2 separate regions of the Homo sapiens genome follow, and region 1 is linked to region 2. A link is an interaction called in ENCODE POLR2A ChIA-PET data of the cell type or tissue named here. Cell type or tissue: OCI-LY7. All regions are shown on one strand. Each heading gives the region's core, and the rest is flanking DNA. Links, peaks and the distances in the headings are about the cores only. Region 1 holds the start of LOC124901142 (a long non-coding RNA gene). Region 2 overlaps RNF44 (ring finger protein 44).

What was found. Peaks named below come from ENCODE experiments on the same cell type or tissue, not always from the same donor. Only the 100,000 strongest peaks of a DNase experiment are listed, where the experiment ranks them.
Region 1: POLR2A ChIA-PET joins it to region 2 with 22 read pairs; 30 of 35 experiments call an interaction of 5 or more read pairs at or near these places.

What each region holds. Positions count from the first base shown.
Region 1 is chr5:176,451,999-176,457,371 of GRCh38, forward strand. All of the region lies in intron 1 of FAF2 (Fas associated factor family member 2), which reads left to right. LOC124901142 (a long non-coding RNA gene) reads left to right here and starts at 317. Exons shown (of 2, transcript XR_007059070.1): 1 at 317-1,230; 2 at 1,320-2,999. In OCI-LY7, for the core only: no CTCF peak of the experiment used is centred there; no DNase peak of the experiment used is centred there.
Region 2 is chr5:176,525,526-176,530,824 of GRCh38, forward strand. RNF44 (ring finger protein 44) reads right to left here. Exons shown (of 11, transcript NM_014901.5): 6 at 5,057-5,218; 7 at 4,557-4,681; 8 at 4,206-4,293; 9 at 3,998-4,119; 10 at 3,763-3,862; 11 at 1,187-3,565. The coding sequence ends at 3,503. Among named protein-coding and RNA genes, the nearest start is that of RNF44, 9.2 kb to the right of the region's middle. In OCI-LY7, for the core only: no CTCF peak of the experiment used is centred there; DNase peaks (open chromatin) are centred at 1,946, 3,056, 3,876 and 4,496; H3K4me3 peaks cover 3,005 bases; H3K27ac peaks cover 3,909 bases.

The DNA.
Region 1 (5,373 bases), core at 231-5,230, 73 kb before region 2:
TCAAGTGATCCTCCCACCTCAGCCTCCTAAGTGGCTAGGACTAGAAGTGCCTGGCTAATTTTTGTCTGTTTGTTTTTGAGACGGAGGCTTGCTCTGTTGCCCTGGCTGGGGTGCAGTGGTGCGATCTCGGCTCACTGCAGCCTCTGCCTCCCAGGTTTAAGCTATTCTCTTGCCTCAGCCTCCTGAGTAGCTGGGATTACAAGTGCCTGCCACCATGCCTGGCTAATTTTTGTATTTTTAGTACAGACAAGGTTTCCCCGTGTTGGCCAGGCTGGTCTCGAACTCCTGACCTCAGGTGATCCACCTGCCTCGGCCTCCCAAAGTGCTCGGATTACAGGCGTGAGCCACCGGACCTGGCCAGCAGGTAACATTTATTAAGTATCTACTATGCCTTAGGCATGGTGTTAATGTATAACTATTATGTTTAATCCTTACAGCAGTTTACAAAGTACCATAGGTGGTATGCATAATGAAGCAGATCTATTGATGTATTTACTCAAGGTGATTAAGCTACTAGGTAGTGGAATTCTAGTGGGTCTAGATCTGGACTTGATGGCTGAGTTCTTACTAATATACCTTGCTACTTTGGAAGAGGAATAGAGTTTCAACATGTGTTGGGCAGAATATTCAAAGCTAAAGAAATAGCTTGCACAAGGTAGGGAGATGGGAAAGTGAAGTGTCTGTGGTGATGAACTGAAGAGTATTGAAAGTGGACAATAAGACTAGAAAGGTAAATTAAAGCCAGATTTTGGAGGCCTTTCAAAGCTGTTCACAATGTTTAAACTTTAATCTGTAGATGAGGGGAGCCATCAAAGGATTTTTCAACTAGGGAGTGACACTAGGTTTCAGGTTTGCTTCATTAGCAGTATGGAGTATGTGTTTGGAATCTCCACAGGGGTCAGTACAGAACAGGATGACACTGCTAGGAGTTGGTTCTCAATATGTTTCTTCATTTGGTATATTGAAATCAGTAAAAGTAAAATATTTTGGAAATCTCAGGTTTCCTGTATTTCAATTTTTTTATGATGTTATTTGGTTAGAACTCCCCAAGGCATTTTATTTCATATCATGTTTCTCAGCCCATTTGATATCTTCCAGGATTTTTCTACAGTTCTCCACTTCTGTTTATTTTGGAACCAGTTGAATATGAATAACTATTGCAGACAATTGTTTTCAGCTATTTCAGATGGGAAAGAATAAGGACATAGGTTTTAAGGAGAGCTAATGCAGGTATGTGGAAGGTTACTTTTATTGGCGTTCATTTTCCCAAATTTCCAAATATAGCAGACTCTCCTAGTGTCTTGGTTTACTGCCTCTAGGTTGCTGTTTGAACAACTGGAGAAGGATGACATGGACAGAGAGAAGGGGGAATTAAAGGAGTTATGCAGGCCAGCAGAGGAAGAAATGATCCCTTTTCTGCTTGCACAGGAGGAAGAAATTTATGACCCTCATCCTTTTAAATGATAGCCTGAACGCTGGGCTGTAGAATCAAATTTATAAGTCATTTTGAAAATCTTTCTTTTGGCTTCACCTGACTATATTACCTAAAGGAAAAAAAAACACATGGTGCTTTTTGTTCATGTATTTAAAACAGAACATACAGTGGTCCATTTGAGGGTTTTTTGCCAGAGAATTTGGCACTGTTGAGAAAACAAGAGCTTTGAAAATCCAGGCAAACATGACTTAACTTTTCAACAGCTTATGGTGAGTTCTGTGATCTTGAACAGGTTCTCACTTCTTTGAACCTCTTTCATTTTCTATAAAATGGAGATACTGGCCGGGCGCAGTGGCTCACACCTGTAATCCAAGCACTTTGGGAGGCCGAGGCTGGCAGATCACGAGGTCAGGAGTTCAAGACCAGCCTAGACAACATGGTGAAACCCCGTCTCTACTAAAAATACAAAAAAATTAGCTGGGCGTCGTGTCAGGTGCCCATAATCCCAGCTACTCGGAAGGCTAAGGCAGGAGAATTGCTTGAACCCAGGAGGCGAAGGTTGCAGTGATCCGAGACCGCACCACTGCACTCCAGCCTGGGCAAGAGCGAGACTCTAAAAAAAAAAAAATTGGAGATACTATTATCTAGTTCACAACATTCTTTTTATTTTTTACTTTAAAAAATCTAGTAGGCTGGGTGCCATAATCTCAGCACTTTGGGAGGCCGAGGCAGGCAGATCACTTGAGGCCAGGAGTTCGAGACCAGCCTGACAAACATGGTGAAACCCCGTATCTACTGAAAATATAAAAATTAGCCAGACATAGTGGCATGCACCTGTAATCCCAGCTACTCGGGAGGGTAAGGCAGGAGAATCACTTGAATTCTGGAGGCGGAGGTTGCAGTGAGCCGAGATCGTGCCACTGCACTCCAAGCCTGGGCAACAGAGTGCGACTCCGTCTCAAAATAAATAAATAAAAATAAAAATACAAAAAAAGTTAGCCCAGTGTGGTGGCACAGGCCTGTAATCCCAGCTACTCAGGAGGCTGAGGCATGGGAATCACTTGAACTCAGGAGGTGGAGGTACCAGTGAGCCAAGATCGTGCCACTGCACTCTAACCTGGGCAACAGAGCCAGATTCTGTCTGAAAAAAAAAAAAAAAAAAAAAAAAAAAAAAAAAATCTAATAATACATGCTTGTTGGAAGTTAGCAACATACAATTGTATTTTAAAAAGTAATCAAATCTTATTTTATTTCCCCATTCTAATTCCAGGTTTGTTGTTTATCTTTGTGTATTTTTGTCTTCTGCATACACAGCTTAATGTGGAAGCTCTCTTAACCTTAACCTTCACTTGACTGATTAATTGGAGCAGATATCCTCCTTTTCCTAAACTCTATTCTGTAATATGTTCAAGCATTTCTGCAAACTCTACTCTGTAATGCACTCAAGTGTCTCACCAGTCAAGTTGTATTCCTGACAAGAGGCAGTTATATTTGCTCCCAAACTAGTGTGTGCTGGTTATGTTTGTCACATGTGTTTAATTAAACACTACATAAACCTGTAAAATACCAGTGCAAAAAGAGTTTTCATCGATACGAAAACTAAATTAAAAGCTTTAAACAGGCTCTGTCTGGGGAAATTGCTAAAAAAAAAAATTGTTGTTTAGTTAGGTGTGGGCAAGTTAACTGTAAATGACTTAGGGAGAAATCATTGAGATACAACATTGTACACTTACTGCTTGGCAAGTGTTTAAGGTTGCACTACACTTAAGGAAATCAAATCAGTATGGGTTATGCTAAAAAGATCCCAGCCTGGGCAACATGGTGAAACCTCATCTCTACTAAAACTACAACAAAAAAATTAGCTGGTCGTAGTGGCGCATGCCTGTGGGCCTGTGATCCCAGCTACTTGGGAGACTGAGGTGGGAGCATCACCTTAGCCTAGGAGGTGAAGGCTGCAGTGGGCTGTGATTGCACCACTGCACTCCAGCCTGGGTGACAGAGTGAGACCCTGTCTCAAAAAAAAAAGTAAAAAATAGCCAGGCACAGTGGTGCACGCCTGTAATCCCAGCACTTTGGGAGGCTGAGGTGGGCAGATCACCTGAGGCCAGGAGTTTGAGACCAGCCTGGCCAACATGGTGAAACCCCATCTCTACTAAAATACAAAAATTAGCCAGATTTGGTGGCGGGTGCCTGTAATCCTAGCTACTCAGGAGGCTGAGGCAGGAGAATTGCTTGAACCTGGGAGGCAGAGGTTGCAGTGAGCCAAGGTCGCACTAGTGCACTCCAGCCTGGGTGACAGAGTGAGACTCCCTCTCAAAAAACTAAAAATAAAAACTAAAGAAGTTCCAAGGAGTGCTAGTGGATTCATTCCCTAAAGAAAACGATAGGCTTTTATCAGAAACTTATGTTCATGTGAGTACTTTATGTTAAAATGAAATATTTACATAAATATTCATTTATGTAAAAATGAAAACATGTAAAATGTTAAAATGAATATTTTTATTACTTTGACTTCAGTTAATTGATTAGTTATGGGTCTCATTCTCATTGGGTAAGAGAACTTCTGTCTTTGTCTTATAGAGATATGATTATATTATACTTAACTCTGCATAGCATAGGTAAGTAGTCATGAAGACTGACTGGGTTTGTTTGATTGAGACAGAGTTTTGCTCTTGTTGCCCAGGCTGCAGTGCAGTGGTGTGATCTCAGCTCACTGCAACCTCCACCTCCTGGGTTCAAGCAATTCTCCTGCCTCAGCCTCCCGAGTAGCTGGGATTACAGGTGTGTGCCACCACACCCGGCTAATTTTTGTATTTTTAGTAGAGATGGGGTTTTGCCATGCTGGCCAGGCTGGTCTTGAATTCCTGACCTGAGGTGATCCGCCTACCTCGGCCTCTCAAAGTGCTGGGATTACAGGCGTGAGCCACCGTGCCCGGCCCAAAATATATTTTTAAAACTTAAAATGAACAACTCAATCAAAAGGTAGGGAAAAGATCAGAACAGACAACTCACCAAAAAAGATATACAGATGGCATGTAAGCATATGAAAAGATGCTCAAATCTTTAAGGATTTGAGGTCCTTAAGGAATTGCAAATTAAAACAGCAATGAAACAGGAACTCTCCTGAGCTCAAGCAGTCCACCCCTTGGCCTCCCAAAGTGCTGGAATTACGGGTGTGAGCCACTGCACCCAGCCTCAACTGGAATTTCTGTTCCACTGGTCTTCCCCTATATATGCCAATATAACACTTAATTATAGAGGCTTATGATATATTTTGATCTGGAGGAACACCCCTGCCTCCACTCTGTTGCTCTTTTTCAGAGTTTTCCTGTTTATTTGCTCCTCTAAAAGAAATTTGAAATCAACTTTTTAAAGTTGAAATTTTATGAAATTTGTAAATGAACTTCAGGGGTTGTAGTTGACATCTTTATGTTGCTGAATCTGTTCAAGAACATAGTTATATCTTGGAAAGGTTTTGACATACTTACTCAGTAGTGTTTGCTGGCCTCCCTTTTTTGGGGTACTTCTTTATTTGACAAGTACAGACACTTATTATCAAGTTGGTTCAAAATGCGTTATTTTTTCAGAGTGGGCTGGGCATCGATATTTATGAACTCCTCTAAGTATTTAAGAGGAATATTTCTGAACCTTGCAAAGTAGTATACATTCTGATTACTCTGAGTAACAGATTACCTTTACAGCAGATAGTCTTTTAGAAGTAGGTCTTTGAGATGGGTATTGATAAAGATTAGTATTTTTTGTTTTGTTTTTTTGAGACGGAGTTTCGCTGTTGTCCCCAGGCTGGAGTGCAATGGCTCAACCTTGGCTCACTACAACCTTTGTCTCCCAGGTTCAAGTGATTCTTCTGCCTCAGCTTCCAGAGTTGCTGGGATTATAGGCGCCCACCACCACTTCTGGCTTATTTTTTTGTATTTTTA
Region 2 (5,299 bases), core at 1-5,000:
TTAGATTTAGTCCTAAGTATTTCATTTTTCTTTGAGCCATTAGAAATGTTATCATTGTGTTTTAAGCTGGGCGCGGTGGCTCACGCAGGTAATCCCAGCACTTTGGAAGGCTGAGGCAGGCAGATCACTTAAGTTCAGGAGTTCAAGACTAGCCTGGGAAACAACATGAGACCCCGTCTCTACAAAAAAATACAAAAACTTAGCAGGCCATGGTGGCACACGCCTCAGGTGATGCTAAATTAGAGGAGACTGAGCAAGGGCTACCAAGCGCTGCCGCGCAGAGAAAAGCAAGGTTGCAGGCTGGACGCGGTGGCTCACACCTGCAATCCCAGCACTTTGGGAGGCCAAGGTGGGAGGACTGCTTGAGCCCAAGAGTTCGAGACCAGCCTGGGCAGCATAGTGAGACTTGTTCCTATTGGAAAAACAAAACAAGTTGTGAAATGAGGGAGACCTTATTTCCTCATGACAGGCCTGAGCCCCCTGATCCAGTCAGGACAGAAGAACCTACCTTGAGATTCATTTTTATTTTTTGAGACACAGTCCGCTGTCACCTAGGCTGGAGTGCAGTGGTGCAATCTTGGCTCACTGCAACCTCCACCTCCTGGATTCAAGCAATTCTCCTACCTCAGCCTCCCGAGTAGCTGGGACTACAGGCTTGTGCCACCATACCTGGCTAATTTTTTTTTTTTTAGACGGAGTCTTGCTCTGTCACCCAGGCTGGAGTGCAGCGGCACGATCTTGGCTCACTGCAAGCTCCGCCTCCCAGGTTCACGCCATTCTCCTGCCTCAACCTCCCGAGTAGCTGGGACTACAGGTGCCCGCCACCACGCCCGGCTAATTTTTTTTTGTATTTTTAGTAGAGACAAGGTTTCACCGTGTTAGCCAGAACGGTCTCAATCTCCTGACCTCATGATCCGCCCACCTCAGCCTCCCAAAGTGCTGGGATTACAGGCATGAGCCACCGGCTGGGATTACATGCATGAGCCACTACGCCCGGCCTAATTTTTCTGTGTTTTTAGTAGAGAAGGGGTTTCACCATGTTGGGCAGGCTGGTATCGAACACCTCACCTTAAGTGATCCACCAGCCTCGGCCTCCCAAAGTGCTGGGATTACAGGTGTTAAGCCTCATCCCCATCCCACCTCCCACCAAAAAGACACGGGCAGCCAAAGGCAGCGTGGGCGGTCGTTGGTATACATCATACATTTATTAGTGAATATCCCTCTGAAATCAGCAACAATATTAAAAAAAATAATGATTGCACTACTTGGTCAAGCAGAACTAGCAACTTTCATTTTAAAAAAAGTACAAATCTGTTAAAAATTTCAATCAGTATACACATATATATAATACAACATACTAGTTATGTTAAATGCTACAAACCAATGTGAATCCCATGGAATGGAAAAAACCACACATTTAAGCTTTAAGAACCATTTTTTTCTCTATATATTAGCATTTTCTCAAATACATACATGGGAAAAATGAGGTAACTGTAAAATGTGCAAGGAACAGGGCCCCCAAAATTACATATATTTCTACATATATATGTAATTTTATATATATATAAAACCTTTCTAACACAGAACACAGGCGCTGGGCCCAGCCAGGGCTGGGGGAAGGTGCCCACTGTCATGCCTAGGCCAGAAGTTGGTAAATAAGAGAGTAAACAATGGCAAGCCCCCACCACAGGAAATCATTGGTAACATGGCATCTATAGCAAGGTCGGCAGATCACAAACATCCTAAGTAATTGTTGTATAAATCTTGTTTTTTAATGATGATCTTTTTAAATGCTGTGTTTCCCCCCCAATAGCTGCTTGTTGGAATCACTGCTGCAGCCGACACACAATCTGTGAGCCTGTTTCCGCCTGCCCCAGGAACTGTAAGGGGTTTGAAAACGTTTTGTTGGGGTCGGGAAGGGAGGGGTTGGAGAGGGTGGTTCTGTGTAAAACACGTGGGTTTTCAACACTGCTATAAATATAGAAACGTCACCTGGAGTTATATACAGTAAGACTTTGGGTTCTCCATGGGGGTGGGACCAGGCTGACGGGCCCCACGGCAGGCTGGGGCGGGAGGTGGGAGCCAGGGCCACTGCGAGGAGAACGAGGGTGGTTGGAGCATCCCTGAGGCAGCAGGCGCCAGGGGCTGCCTGCTAGGATGTGCCGGCCCCACACGCAGTTCGTTCAGGGCAGCAACCCCAGCTGGGTATAGGACAAGAAAGGATTGGGACCAGGGAAAGTGGGTGGGAAGCTCAGCCAGACCCTACAGCGGCCTCCTCCAGAACTTGGAGGACAGGGATCAGGCTGGGAAGGCCCCCTGGAGATGGGGGTCCACAGCCTTCCTGGTCCCCATCCTCCTGGGACTTCCTTGGAGGAGATTCGCCCAGGCAGGTGGGAGTTGGGCCCTGGCTGGAGGGAGAAATGCCCTGAAAAGCGTCGGGTCCCGGTAGGCTCTAGGGACGTGTGCAGTACAGTGCATGGCAGTTATCAGCTGAGCACAGACCCCCAACCCTGCCCCACGACCGCCGGCCGCCCAGCCCAGCCCGGCACACGCATGCATGCAGGCCGGCCAGCATGACCGTGCTCGGCCCCCTGGGCACTCGGTCCCAGTTGGTCCCTATACCCGCCCCTATTAAACCAAAAGAAAAAAGAAATTGTCTTAAATATCCACATCCCCAAATCCTACACGTGATTTTGGGCCAAATGAATGAACAAAAACTGCTGCTCCTCACGTTCATGCAAAACAACAGAGGGAGAGGAGATTGGGCACGGGTCTGGCTGCATCCCTGGGAGGGACAACCACCGGGAACACAGGGCTCCCTCTCCCCGTATGGCCCAAGCCCCTCAGGATACGTGTGCCCCAGCTCGGGATTAGGCTGGGACGCCCTCCAGCCTGAGGGTGGGGCTGGAATGTTGTTCCTGGGATGAGGGTCCCCTAGGGAACCAGACTCAGCCCTCACAGCAGCCAACACAGAGCCAGCTGCCTGAGTTCACTGTTCGGGGTCAAGGAGGGGGGATTCAGCCCTGGGGCTCAGGAAATGGCTCGTGACACCGTCTGTCTACGCACCTGGCAGTGCCACCTGGGCAGAGGGCACGCCATTTCAGAGCATGAGACCTTCTGACCCAGGATGGTGCTCTGTCTGCCCATCCTGGGGCCAAGGATCTCCACCGGCCCCACTGAGGGAGCGGACCCCTGGCACTCAGTGCCAGCAGGAAAAGGAGGGACCTGAGGGTGCACAGGAGGGAGACCCGATCAGGGACACTCAGGCAGCTCCGTGGCGGGCGGGCAGGCAGGCAGACTAGGGAGGGAGTCTTTGGAGCTTGGCAAATGCAGGGGCTTATTGCAGGGACTCCTCGCTGGGCTGACCCTGGCACCAGCTCTGGAAATGCAGGCAGGAGCGAAGGGGCAGGCCTGGGCCACTCCCTCCCCATCCTCCCTGGGCCCCACCCACAAGTTTCCAGAGCTTCAGGCAGGGTTCTCCCGGGCAGGCGGCTGCGTGGCCTCACTCAGCCTCCCTGGGCACCTCGGAGGCGTCGGCCCGGCAGATGGGACACGTCCGGTTGGCCTGTGGGAACATGCACGTCAGGCGTTGCTCTCACCAGCCCCAACCCACCACATCTGTGCAGCCACCTGGGGGGACTTGGTCCGCTGGAGCCAGAACTTCCGAGATGATGACAAGGACAAGGAGGGAAACAGCCCAGGCCAGCCCATCCCCCCGTCACTGCATGAGGAATACCCAGGAGCAGACCTGGGCAGTGTTACCTTCAACCACTTGTCAACACACTTGGTGTGGAACTCATGGTTGCAGGGGAGGACTCGGAGCAGCTGCCGCGCCTCGAAGTCACTGAAGCAGACCACACACCTGTGGAGGGGCGCGGAGCGTCACCTCCACGCTGAGGGCCATGGGAAGGCTCAGTGGAGTGTGACTCCCCTGAGAGGGGCGTCCCACGGCAGCCAGCTGTGTTCAGAGGGGTGGGAGGTGGGGCAGGGTACTCACAGCGTCTGCTCCGACTGATGGCTGTCCGGGTTAAAGCGGTACGACGGGAGCTGCTCTATGTCTGCTTTGGTGAGACCCCGGGGCTTGGCATCTCCCAGCCGCTCGGCCAGGTTCAGGAGGGCCTGCATGCGGGCAGGAGACGGGGTCAGCGGCGCCCAGGGCTGCAGGTCTCCCAAACCCCACCTCCCAGCATGGGGCTCCATGGGACCTCATAGTTCTCCATCTCCACATCATCCACGTCCAGGTCCAGGCTGATGGTGGGCCCCATTGCTGTTGGTGACATTGGCAGCATCGAGCTAGAGAGAGACAAGTGTGGGGGCCCAGGGTCAAGGTCAGGAGTGGGGCACACAGAGCCGCTCTCCTGACTCCCTCCTTGCAAACAGAGCCCAGAACGTTGCAGCGGGGAAGGGAGCCCAGCTGGCGTGCCTGTCAGGTTAAGGGGGGAACGCCAGGTGGCTTCAGAGGCCCTGGGGCCCCTGGAGCTGTGTTTAGGTCTAACCACTGGAGGTTCCAGGAGAACAGGGCATCAGGGACCTGGGGCGGATGTGCGGATACTTACAGGAAGTAGGGCAGGAAGCTGGGGTAGTAGGGTGGTGGGGGTGGGGGTGGGGGCGGCGGGGGCAGTGGCTGCTGCAGGCGGTATCTCTGGGTGCTCAGTCTCCGTGGCATCATGTGAGAATATGGCTGCAAGAGGGGCCAGGTGCAGGTCAGCCCAGCAGGCCTGCCTCCCAGCCGCCCCGGAGCCCAGGTGCAAGTCAGCCCGGTGGGCCTGCCTCCCAGCCGCCCCGGAGCCCAGGTGCAAGTCAGCCCGGTGGGCCTGCCTCCCAGCCGCCCCGGAGCCCACGTGCAAGTCAGCCCGGTGGGCCTGCCTCCCAGCCGCCCCGGAGCCCAGGTGCAAGTCAGCCCAGCAGGCCTGCCTCCCAGCCGCCCCGGAGCCCACGTGCAAGTCAGCCCGGTGGGCCTGCCTCCCAGCTGCCTGGGAGCCCAGATGCAGGTCGGCCCAGCGGGTCTGCCTCCCAGCTGCCCTGGAGCCCAGGTGGGGGTCGGGGTGGCACTCACCACACCAAAGGACAGCTCCTGGTGCAGCGGATCGTGGGGCAGGTAGTGCAGGGGCACCGACGGGGAAAGGGCTGGGCCAGGCGCAGAGGTGGAGTAGGTGAAGCTGCCCAGGGAGGGCTGGTCCCCACGCAGGTCCACGTCGTTGTCGAGCCGCTGGAGGGGCTGGAAGAACCAGCGCCGGGTCAGCAAGTCAGTGAGACGAGGCTGTCCTCACCCTGCCTCCCCCCACGCCATCTCCCTCCA